2 separate regions of the Mus musculus genome follow, and region 2 is linked to region 1. A link is a contact called in ENCODE POLR2A ChIA-PET data. All regions are on one chromosome and are shown on one strand. Each heading gives the region's core, a stretch centred on a gene start or an enhancer-like site at or near the end of the contact. The rest is flanking DNA. Distances are from core to core; before and after follow the strand shown. Region 1 holds the start of Frmd5 (FERM domain containing 5). Region 2 holds the start of Golm2 (golgi membrane protein 2).

Region 1 (5,697 bases), core at 2,274-4,773:
CCTTCCTGCCAAAACCTAACACAATTCAGTCCAGGTTGGAGAGACTAGCAGGGCGTGGGTGTGGTAGGAGTGGGGCATCTGAAGTAAAGTCATCAGGACATTTCAGGCATATCTGGGAGCTGGTACCTCCCTGACACGATTGTTATTTTTAAATATTAATTTGACACAATCTAGAGTCACTGGAGAAGTCTCAGTGAGGACCTGTCTATATCTGATTGTGAGCATATCTGTATGGGGTTGTCTTCATTAGGTGAATAGAAGTGGAAAGACCTACACATCTGTGGGAGGTACAAGGTAAACTCCTTGGGTTTGGGTCTTGGAGTGTATAAAAGAGAAGGTGAGTTGAGTACCAGCGTGCAAGCACTCATTCTCTCTGCTCGGACTATGAGTATGAGTGGCTGCTTCAAGCTCCTGATGCTCTGGCTCCCTCAGTGATGGACTATAACCTAGAATGAAAATGAAAATAAACTTTTCCCCCTACATTGCTTTTGTCCGGAAGCCAGAAATGAAACGGGGATACCTGGAAGCCTCTTCACAATAGAGAAGGGAGCTAGCATCCTAATAACTTGGAAGGTGGGGGGTCTCAACCATTGTAATTTGCAATTTTGTTTTAAATATAGCTTCCTTATACTTGAAGACATGAAAGCACACCACTGTGATTCTCAAAGGCACAAGAAGCCTTGTGTTTTTGTTTTCTTGAGACAAGTTCTTAGCATAGGCTGGCCTGAACTCCACTTTGTAGCAGAAGGGTGACCTTTAACTTTGATTCTTTTGCCTCTGTGTCCTGAGTGCTGTGATCATAGCTGTACACCAACACACCCCATTCTATGTGGTTATGGAATAGGACTCAGAGTTTTATGTAAGTTGAGCAGGCCCTCTACCAACTGAACTCCATCTCCAGCCTTATATGGATCCTTTTAATGAACAATCCTTCTCTGTACTGGGCTCAATAAACTTGTGAAAAAATAAGCACAGTATTTTTTCAGTTCGACTTTCCAGTCTCCCCCGGACTCCTGCTCATATTTTAAAGGCATGCACTAGACTCTAGTATTTCATTGTTTTTCCACACTCTGCTCTGTATCCAGGAGCAAAGGACAGCTTGCAGATGCATCATATGCACAATGATGGGTGAATCTTAATCTAAGGAGATCTTTGACTAAGCTGGGATGCTACTTGAAACATTGCATAACAGCCACCATCTTGCCCTTCCTGACTGCGTCTACCATCTTACTTTGGAGACAGCATTCGGGGCATTCAGTTCCTCCTGGCTGCCTGGATTCATGGTGCTTTGCCTTTTTATCCCAACAGCTGCTTATTTGCATAACCTGTTAGAGGTACATCCCTATCAGTACACTAATGGGTTTCCTCTAGCTTCTTGGATATTTTTCCTTCCTCTTTTAGATTTTATAACAAATAGTAACTTTGCCTTCGACAAAAGTGCTTCCTGCTTGAAAATTTCCATCTCTCCCAGTTACACAACAAGGCTGGACTTAATCGACTCTCCTTTCGACGCAGTAACGCTTATGCTCCTCTATGAGACCTTCCTGAAGCTCCTAGTTTCTTCATGGATCTTTCTGGAGTTGTAGATGGGATAGCATACCTATCATTCCATTTATCAGTTCATCATTTATAGAATGCCTGCCTCTGTATTCCAGGTCCCAGCTACTGTCCAGGTTGTGAAACAGACAGAGCATTTGACTGCTTGGTTTTAGCCTCATAACTATTTTAGGAGTGCATTGAAAAGAGGAACATCTTCCCATGGCTACTAAATGCAGCAAGGGAGCAGTCCGCAATACTAAGGTGATATGGGGTGGTAGTGGTATTGAAATTCAAAGATATTAGCAAAACACACTGTTAAAGTCAAACACCTCTAATTCAAACACTGAAGAACTTGAAGGGGATCCATTTTGAGGTTATCTGAGCTACATAATAAAACTGTCTCAAAAATGCAAAAGTATGGGATGTAGCTCAATATTAGAGCTACTACCAATCCTTAGCAAATGCAAAGTCTTGGATTTGATTCAGGCAAACATGTAGACAAAATCATTTTAAAATTAAAATAGGATTCAGGCATAGAGGTGCATGACTTTAACCCCAGCACTCAGTGGGGGTGGGATGGTGGCAGAGGCAAGTGGATCACTGTGAGTTGGAGGCCAGCCTGCTCTACATAGTGAGTTTGAGTACAGCCAGAGCTACACAGTGAGCTCCTGTCTTGAGCCCCCCTGGCCCCCCCCAAAACGGTTAGAATTCTTTCTAGTCTACTATAGGGGGTTTTAATAGTTATGTGTTATGCTGATATAGTAAGAGCATACATGTAATGAGAAATTAATAATTCATTATTTTAAACGAATATATTTCTCACAGTACTAATGTTTTGGATTGACATTGTTTCAATGTTGGATCTTGTCACCTGCTAGGAAAGAGCTCTACCACTGGGTTACACCCCTATTCCAACCTAACTCCTATTTAACATTTCCTTTCAGTGAAATCTTTGAAGGTAGAGAGAGCCAGTGGGATAGCTTGTCAGGCAAGTCTGGCCATCCGTTTAATCACTGAAACCACATAAAGGTGGGAGGATGGAACTGATTCCACAAAGTTGTCCTCTGACCTTCACACTCGTACGTGGTACCTAAGTGTTCATATTCCATGCACAGGCACACATTGGTATTATTAATAATAAAATCTTTGAAGGTGGCTGTCTCTTAGCGAAGTTGTGGAAAGGAACTTTTAAGTCTGCCGATGGGGAGGACACAAAGGAAAGGAGGCATTTCCCCCCCCCCCCCGGTTCTTTGTGCAATACAGCTCCTGACCATTGTGCTTTGTTGCAGACGTCTGAAGATGTAATAATTCTTTCTAAAAGTACAAGGAAAGGTCCACCAGTTCCTGTTCCCTGCCCAGCTAAGGAGCACACCTCAGCCTTCTTTTGTCTTCTGAAAATAAAAGAAGGGTTAGAGCGTAGGGTTTTCTAAGCGCTAAACGCGGGCGCTTACAAGCTTCTGTGGTTGCACCAGAGTAAATAGCTATTGTAAAACAGATGTTCACTAAAATAAGGGTGCTCGAGGCACAGGGGCCCATGGAGCTGACTTAGGGCAGCGCACAGGTGGGGAGAGCCGCCAGGTCGGGAATGTGGGTGACTGTTTTCTGCAGGTGCCGCCTCCTCGCTTTGGCTTCCAAGAGAGCAAGAACCGGGTGTTGCAGGGTGCAAGTCTTGACTCCTGAAACAGCTCAAATGTTATTCCAGGTTGTAGACACCGATCTCGTGAAGTGTCCACACATGGCCCGGTCCAGGACAAACAGCATCCATACCAACCACCGCCCGCGAAGGGAGCGAGCCAGGGCTTGGGGCGCTAGGGGGCTGGCCCGACTGGGCTCACTACTGCTGTTTTGCGATGATTGCTTCCTCCGCCCGCTCATCATCCCCATTCCTTATTCTGATTGGATCTTCCTCCTGCTAATCGGTTCCGCCGCGCTGACCTCCATTGGCCCCCTACCTAGGCCCCGCCCCATGAGCTGGGCACGGGCAGTGGGGCGCCCGGGAGAGAACCCAGCTTGCTTGGGGTTTGGGGGAGGCGGTGGTGGCTCTGTAGAAGGAAGAAGAGTGGGGCGGGAGGAAGCAGCGGTGGCGATCCGGTCAGGGTGATGGTGCAGGTGCTAAGGGCCGGCGCGGAGCTGCCGCGCTGAGGGGCGACGGGTCCGGAGTCCGCAGCGCCGCCGCGTCGCTCCCGAGGACGGGCGAGCGGGCGGGAAGATGCTGAGCAGGTTGATGAGCGGCAGCAGCAGGAGTCTGGAGCGCGAGTACAGCTGCACCGTGCGGCTGCTGGACGACAGCGAGTACACCTGCACCATCCAGGTCAGCGCCGCGCCGCCCGCCCGCCCGCCCGCCGGCTCGCGGGATCCGGCTCCCCAGACTCGGCCAAGTTGGCGGGGTCCGCCGCCCGGGGTCGCTCCAGCTCTAACCCCGGCGCGGCGCTTTGTCCGCCCCGCAGCCGCACCGCCCGGCGCGCGGCATCCCAGCCCGAGCTCAGCCGGGCACTGGTACCACGCGCCGCGCGCCCCTGCGGGGTGAGTCGCGTCCCGCACCTGCAACTCCTGCTCTGCGCCTTCTCGGGCGGGGGACCCCGGGTCTCGGCTTCTTCAGCCAGCGGATAGGCAGCACCTTGGGCGGGCATCCTGAGCTAGGCGTGTAGGGCGGGAGACGCCTGCCCGGGCCGCCCCGTCGAGGGGTGCGGGCTGAGGCTCCCCCGGCCCCGCCAGGCCCGCCAGCCAGCCTTTATCTCCCTGGTTGGAAGGATAAAGGTTTATGTCATAATTTCTCCTGAGCGTTTGTGAGTCAGACGGAACGCGCAGCCCATGCAGAGTGGCCTATTGAAGGCGCCCAGCCCTCTGTGCTTTGAGGCTCTAGCTCCCTTCCTTGTCTTTTGACCCCCAAATCTCAGCGTGTTGGTTATTTCTGGGGGTGGGGGGCGTGAGGCAAAGATTTAGCAACAAGTCACAGAGATTTGGAGGTTAGCAGTGGCTGGAAGGAGTCGGGGACTTAGGGAAAAGCCAACAATGCAATAATGCCACACAGCATTTCTTTCAGAACCTGGTTTTTACAACCCCTTGCTTGTGTTCCTTCACTACTGCTGTGTGGCGCGTCAGGAGTCTAATATGGTTTTCCCCAGGAATGCAGTCTGTCCTTTGTAAAGTCAGAGGTTGAAAACACTGACCATGCTCACAGATTTAGTTCTTCAACCAGAGGACCCTGCGCTCACCGCCAAAAACTGCTCTTTGTGGAGAAGAAAATTTGAGTTGGACCCAGAAGGGTCTCACCTGATCCCTTTCCTTTCCTGCAAGAACCTGGAGGAGGCTTCTAAGCACAGATGTGTGTGTGTGTGTGGGGGGGAGCCTGCCTAGATTTAACCCTCAGGGTGCCCCCATCTATCTTCTGTCTGTCTGTCTGTCTGTCTGTCTGTCTGTCTATCATCTATCTATCGTCTTGCTAATAGATCACAATACCATTAAAAAGAGAGAGAGAGAGACTTGTGAGAAAGACCCTGGGTAGAGAGTAGATGCTTAATGCTGACTGTGCTCAGTTCAACCTCTTCCCCAGAAACCTGCCCCCCCGCCCCGCTTCCCCTCTCACCCCCCCCCCCCCGCCCCTCACCCCAAGCCCTGAGCTTAAGTGCTGATTGCTGCCAAAGATCCAGGAGAGTAGAGATTCAGCACAGACTCCTTTTGAAGTCTACTTAATATAGATTAAATGCCCATAAAAATGCGAGCCATGAAATGAAAGGGTTTTTGTAGTTAACCGTGATGGAGAGATGGTATGTATTATTTCCCAACTCCATAGTGGCTTGCTACTTTTTGTTTCTATGGTGTCATTGTTTCTATGTACACCCCCCCCCCCGTTTTGTTTTAATGGAGGAGGAGAAAGCATGGAATTGACACCTTCTCAGTTTGAGTACATTGTCAAGAGCTTTAAAAGTCTTGACTTTAAAAAAATGGCATAAAAATTTAACAAATGTGTAAAATAGCCTGCCGAGGGCAGTGTGAGGTTTAGGTTTCATAAATCTTAAGAATACCTTTGTGGTATATAGTAACATAACATTTCTTAGTAGATCATTAACTTTTGTCAAGGTATAGAGTACAAATGAAACACCACTCCTCTGAAAATGTTTGATAACCTTGTGGTTTTAGGTCTCAGGAAAGGCAACT
Region 2 (5,697 bases), core at 1,152-3,651, 60 kb before region 1:
CACAAATAAAATGCTATCTTTTGTAAGTTGCCTTGGTCAGGGTGTTCCGCCATGGCAACAGAAAACTAAAATACTTAAGAGTTTTACAGGGTCGGGCTGGCGAGATGGCTCAGCAGGTAAGAGCACTCACTGACTGCTCTTCCCCAGGTCCTGAGTCCAAATCCCAGCAACCACATGGTGGCTCACAACCATCTATAATGAGATCTGACACCTCTTCTGGCATGGCTGAAGGCTGAAGACAGCTACAGTGCACTTATGTATAATAAATAATTTTTTAAAAAAAAAAGAGTTTTACAGGGTCAAAGTCCATCAGATGACAGAGAAAAGAAACAGTCGAGAGCTCACTTTTTGAGGCACAACCACAAGACAAAGAATGCTAGATCAAAACGGTCCATCTTGAAGATCTTATTTTAATACTCCAAGCTCTTACGGGTCTCTACCTACTGTATCCATGTTTTACAGTTCAGTGTATAGAAGGTACATCTGTCTGCTGATCTCTAGCCTTCTCAGAGGATGTGCATACTGTATAAAGAAGAAAAGGGAACAAGAAAACAACTGAGAGGCTCAGTTTTCGATAAGTAAGAAAGTAGAGGCCAATGAGGGTAGGAAGGTTGGAAGCTCATTAAAAATCTCATAGAACTTGAGTTCCATCCCCAGGACCTGCTTGGTAGAAGGAGAAATCTGACTGCTATCCTCTGACATCCACATGTGCATTAGGGTGAATACACACACAAATGAAATTCAATTTAAGGGTCGGCTCAGCAGCTAAAAGCACTTGCTGCCAAGACAGATAAACAGAAGTCAGCTCCACAGGATGGATGGAAAGAACTTGACTCCAGATCTCGGATCTCCACACATGTGTATGCACATGCACACACACACTAGATAAAGAAAGAAGAAATTTAATCTTAAAAGATTTAAGAGTGTAGAAAAGAAGTCATCTACTATAGTACCTATCTAGAAGTCTTCAGAATTCTGATATACCAACTGAAGTTGCCTAAGTTATAAACTGTCAATAAAATAGTGAAAACAGATCCTATTAAGTAGGACATGATCATAGTCCAGACTTAAGATTTTTAAATTTAAAATTTTGTATTTTCTATCTGCATTAAGCAGCAGCCCTAAGAGCTATTTAAGCACACACAATTTTATTTTCTTTCAAGAATTATAACGACAGACATAAGATTCTGTTCCTAAGAACTTATTTTTAGATTCTACCATTTCGGCTAATTTCATTAACAATTCAAATTGAGAAGATAATGGATTAACCGCACTCAAGTCACAAGTGTGGCTCATATACGGGTTCCTGACTCATCTATAACAACACTTTCAACACAAAATTCATTTTTTAAAAATCTACTTAGCAAAATACATCAATTTATAGAGATTTCTAAAAAGCCATACTGTTGACAAATACATGTTGAGCACCAGAAGGGAAGAAGGCCGCATTCTGAAATAAATTAATATTGATCAGTCTGCACAGGAGGTGGATGAGACAATGCCCATACATATACCTGGCAGCCTGTGTGCCGGGAACGAAGGCGGCCACACAGGCCAGATGATAACCACTGCCAGCTCAGCAGCTGAGCTTGGAGGAAAGGTGGTATCCACACATAGGCCACTCTAGAGAACCAGAACTTACAGTCTCTGCAAGCGAACAGAGAATGTGGCGCTGACACCGGGAAAGTCTGACAACAAACAGGGTTGCTGGGGGTCTGGGGAGCTTCCAGGGCTACCACGCTGACGGCATACAGCAATCGCCGGCGGGCGAATATTAATACCCCACCCAGAAGTGAAAAGAAAAAGTCTAGGAGGGCCGAGGAAAGGGCTCGACCTTACCTTGTCATCCTCGCATCTCTTCCCCAGGCCTTCCTTGGCCTGCAGCCGGCTGCTGAGGCGACCGTAATCGGCCTCCTTCTGGTCGATCTGCTTCTTATGCGTGTCCACCAAGAGCAAGAGGTCCGAATTGCGCTTCTCCAAGCGCCCGCGGGCCACCTCGGTGCGCTGGACCTGGCCCTGCAGCTCGGCCACCTCCTCCTGAAGCAGAACGTGGCGGGAGGAGATGCTCCAGTAGTTGAAGGCAAGGACGACGATGACTACCAGTAGCACCACCAGCACGAAGGACGGCAGGCGGCCGGCCCGCCGGTTGGCCCCGAAACCCACCATGAGGCCGGTGGCTCCGCCGCTGCCGCCGACACCTGCGGGCAGCGCCGGCCTGCTGTCTCAGCGGCCTCGGGACCCGGACCCCAAGGGACGGGCCGAGCCGCCAGAGCGCGGAGGGGGGCGGGGCGTCGCGGGTCCTCCCCGCCCCCTCTGCGCCCCCGCCGCGCCCCCTCCGAGAGTCGAAGGCCAGCGGGCTCCCGCCGCAGGGAAGCGGGAGAAGCCGGCGCTGGTACTCGCGACCCGATGCCTCAAGGCTGGGGGCGGGGACGCGAGCCGGAAGGGGGCGGGTTTCCTCGGTCCACGCCCACCGGCTGGGGCCGGGGCGCCCAGGGGGGCATTAGCTCGTTTCCGCCGACGCCCCCTCTTCTCGCGAGATAGTGGGCTTCTTCTCGTCCCCTTGCGGTCTTGTCTCGCGAGGGTTCTCTGGAGGCTGGGGCGCGGGGTCGGGGTCGCGCGGCGTACCTGGGTGGGTGTGCGTGGTGCTGTTACCTGGTGGTGTCCCCTGAGGCCAGGTTTAGGGAGGTCCTGCTATCAGCGGGCCCCTTGGCAGAGTGTCCTCTGTCAGGACCAATTCTGAGACTGCCACCAAGTAGGGAAGGCTCTAGGTAAGATGGGACCTGATGGGTGTCTAGCAAGGTTTTATGCTAGGTGTTGTTTGTGCCACCGAGGTGGAAAAAAACAAAAACAGTTGACATTAGCCCCCAGAATAGCGGTGCCCAGACAATACAGCAAGAGAAGCTAAGCTTGAGGATGCTCTGCGATTGAGATGTGTTAGCAGCCTGGTTTCCAAGGTTACTGCTGTCACGGACAGGAAGAATTCCAAAATGCGGTGCTCCTATTTTAAAACGCTCTGCTGCTTTTCCCTCGACTTAGCTGAGGAGAAAGCCCAGAAGCTGCCCTCGGTGAATGGCAGCTAATGCGCCGTTACTGACGGCTGACACATTCCGAATTAGCAATAGCAGCCCTTACAAGTTGTTTCTGCACGCCTAGTTTTACATCCCTCCTATCCCAACAACGCTTTACACAGGAGAAAGCCCGGAAACAAAGATGTGCGGAAACGTCAGAGTCCTGTATCTTCTGAACTGGGCTTAAAGCCAAGTAACAGAACTCGTAATACTGTTCCTCTCTCTGCTTTGTAGCAGGTGTTGTTCTACGTTTAGCGTCATGTTCAGTGCTACAGAGAATCCCCTGCTCGTTCCCTCTGCGTGCTGCTTGTGTAGTTGTTTAAACAAACAATAAAAAGTTACTGGTTTTCACCTGTGTAACCAGAGGATGGATTTGTAGTTATTTTTCAGACTCCGGGTCAAGAACACAAACTTAAGTGTTTATTCAAACCGGCCTATAGTTCTGAGACATGAAGATTTTACAACAGTGAAAAATTGTTCCATGTGTCCTGTGCATTTCAAAAATAAAGTTCATCTGCTTCCAAAAAAAAAAAAATACCTTCACAGAAGGATGTTTCTCTTTTTTATACTATACAAACAACAACAACGACATAAACGTACCAGAATTTACTAGCTGGTTTACATCAAAGTTGAAGATTAACTCTCTTCAATTACAGCATTTGGGGTGTTGAGGCAGAAGCTGGAAGCCAGCGTGTGCTGCATACAAAATTCTTGTCTTCAAAAGTTGAGCTCTGACTTCAGGAGCTCTGAGAAGTCATCTCCACTCTCAGATATCAACCAAGCAGCTTTGGCAAAAGGAAGCCAGGTCAAAAAGGAATTTAAAGTAATTATTACATTTGCTTATTGGAGTGGGGCATGCATGCCATGGCACATGAGCGGAGGCCAGAAGACAACTTGCAAGAGCAGGTTTCCTTCTCCCATGTGGGTTATCCAGCCTGGCAAGTACCCGTTCCCACTGAGCCCTCTCACAGGCTCCCAAACTGGAAATCTTAACCATTTATCCTACTAATGTATTATCTCAGTCAGTAGTTGAAAAATCCATTAAATGGTATTAACTTTCTAAAATGTTATTCTTCCCAAGGACGTTGTATTTTAAAACAGGATTCTGACAGATGTACCTCTTACAAAACACAAGCACAAACTTTTTGTTAACAAGGGCTTTAAAGCCCTATTTGACCATTAGGGCTTTAAAGGTTTATATTTATAGGTTGCCACATAACTTTTCTAGAGTTATATGCTAGAGATTGCAGAGCTGAGACTTGAAAGCCTCTTTTCCTCTCCTTCTGGAGATTACACACACAGACACACAGACACACACACAATTACCTCCTCAACCTATCCCCTTATTAAGGTCTAATCTAGAAATCTGAAAGAGCGTGTAAGTGCATCCATATAGCCAGTTATGAGTGAGGGATTAACCACATAAAGGCAAAGACCAGTTCTTTAAGCCAGGTGAGCAAGATGAGCCCCAACAGTGGAAAATGCTGACTGCGTGTGTCCTCCATGGGATATGAGCCACCACTGCCCAGCTTCAGAGTTGATTTCTTAAAAACTGTCTTTAGCCGGGTGTGGTGACACATGCCTTTAATCCCAGCACTTGGGAGGCAGAGGCAGGCGGATCTCTGAGTTCGAGGCCAGCCTGGTCTACAGAGTGAGTTCCAGGACAGCCAGGGCTACACAGAGAAACCCTGTCTCGAAAACCAAAAAATAAAATAAAATAAATAGAAGTCAACTCTGACAGCCCTAGTGGTGTGTGCTGAAGCGGTGATCCAGTGATTAAGAACTCTTGCTTCTCTTGATAAAAAACTGAGTTCAGATCTCACTATTCACTTTATGGCTCATAACCATCCTTAACTCTGGTTCCAGGAGATCTGATGCCCCATTTTGATCTCTGCAGGCACAAGGCATGCATATAGTATAAATACAGGCAAAAAAAGAAAAGAAAAGAGAAAAAAAGGAAAAAAAGAAAACAGAAATAACTCTAAAACTATTTTAAAAAAAAAAAGAAGAAGAAGTCAATTCTTCTAGCACTTGGGAGGCAAAGACAGCAGATCTTTGAGTTTGAGGCTAGCCTGGTCTACAGAGTAAGTTCCAAGACAGCCAGGGCTATACAGAGAAACCCTGTCTTGAAAAACCAAACAAACAAACAAACAAACAAACAAAGTCAAATACTATCTTTTGGGATATTTTTAGAATTGTCAAGTATAGATGCTTATATTTTTATATGACTAGAAACAAAGGCTATGGGCATATATCCAGAAGATGTTCCAACTAGTAAGAAAGAAACATGCTCCACTATGTTCATAGCAGCCTTATTTATAATAGCCAGAAGCTGGAAAGAACCCAAATGCAACAGAGGAATGGATACAGAAAATGTGGTACATTTACACAATGGAGTACTACTCAGCTATTAAAAAGAATGAATTTATGAAATTCCTAGGCAAATGGTTGGACCTGGAGGACATTATCCTGAGTGAGGTAACCCAATCACAAAAGAACTCAAATGATATGTACTCACTGATAAGTGGATATTAGCCCAGAAACTTAGAATACCCAAGATATAGTTACAATTTGCAAAACACATGAAACTCAAGAAGAACAAAGACCAAAGTGTGGACACTTTGCCCCT

The links. ChIA-PET counts read pairs that join two places held with the same protein, here RNA polymerase II (POLR2A).
Region 2: POLR2A ChIA-PET joins it to region 1 with 29 read pairs in embryonic stem cell. The contact joins the promoter of Golm2 here to the promoter of Frmd5 in region 1. POLR2A ChIA-PET finds 5 or more read pairs at or near these places in 4 of 5 experiments (Patski and embryonic stem cell).

What each region holds. Positions count from the first base shown.
Region 1 is chr2:121,804,883-121,810,579 of GRCm38, reverse strand. Frmd5 (FERM domain containing 5) reads left to right here and starts at 3,523. Exons shown (of 14, transcript NM_001360084.1): 1 at 3,523-3,850. The coding sequence starts at 3,749.
Region 2 is chr2:121,863,674-121,869,370 of GRCm38, reverse strand. It overlaps Golm2 (golgi membrane protein 2), which reads right to left and starts at 2,401. Exons shown (of 10, transcript NM_001205369.1): 1 at 1,840-2,401. The coding sequence starts at 2,166.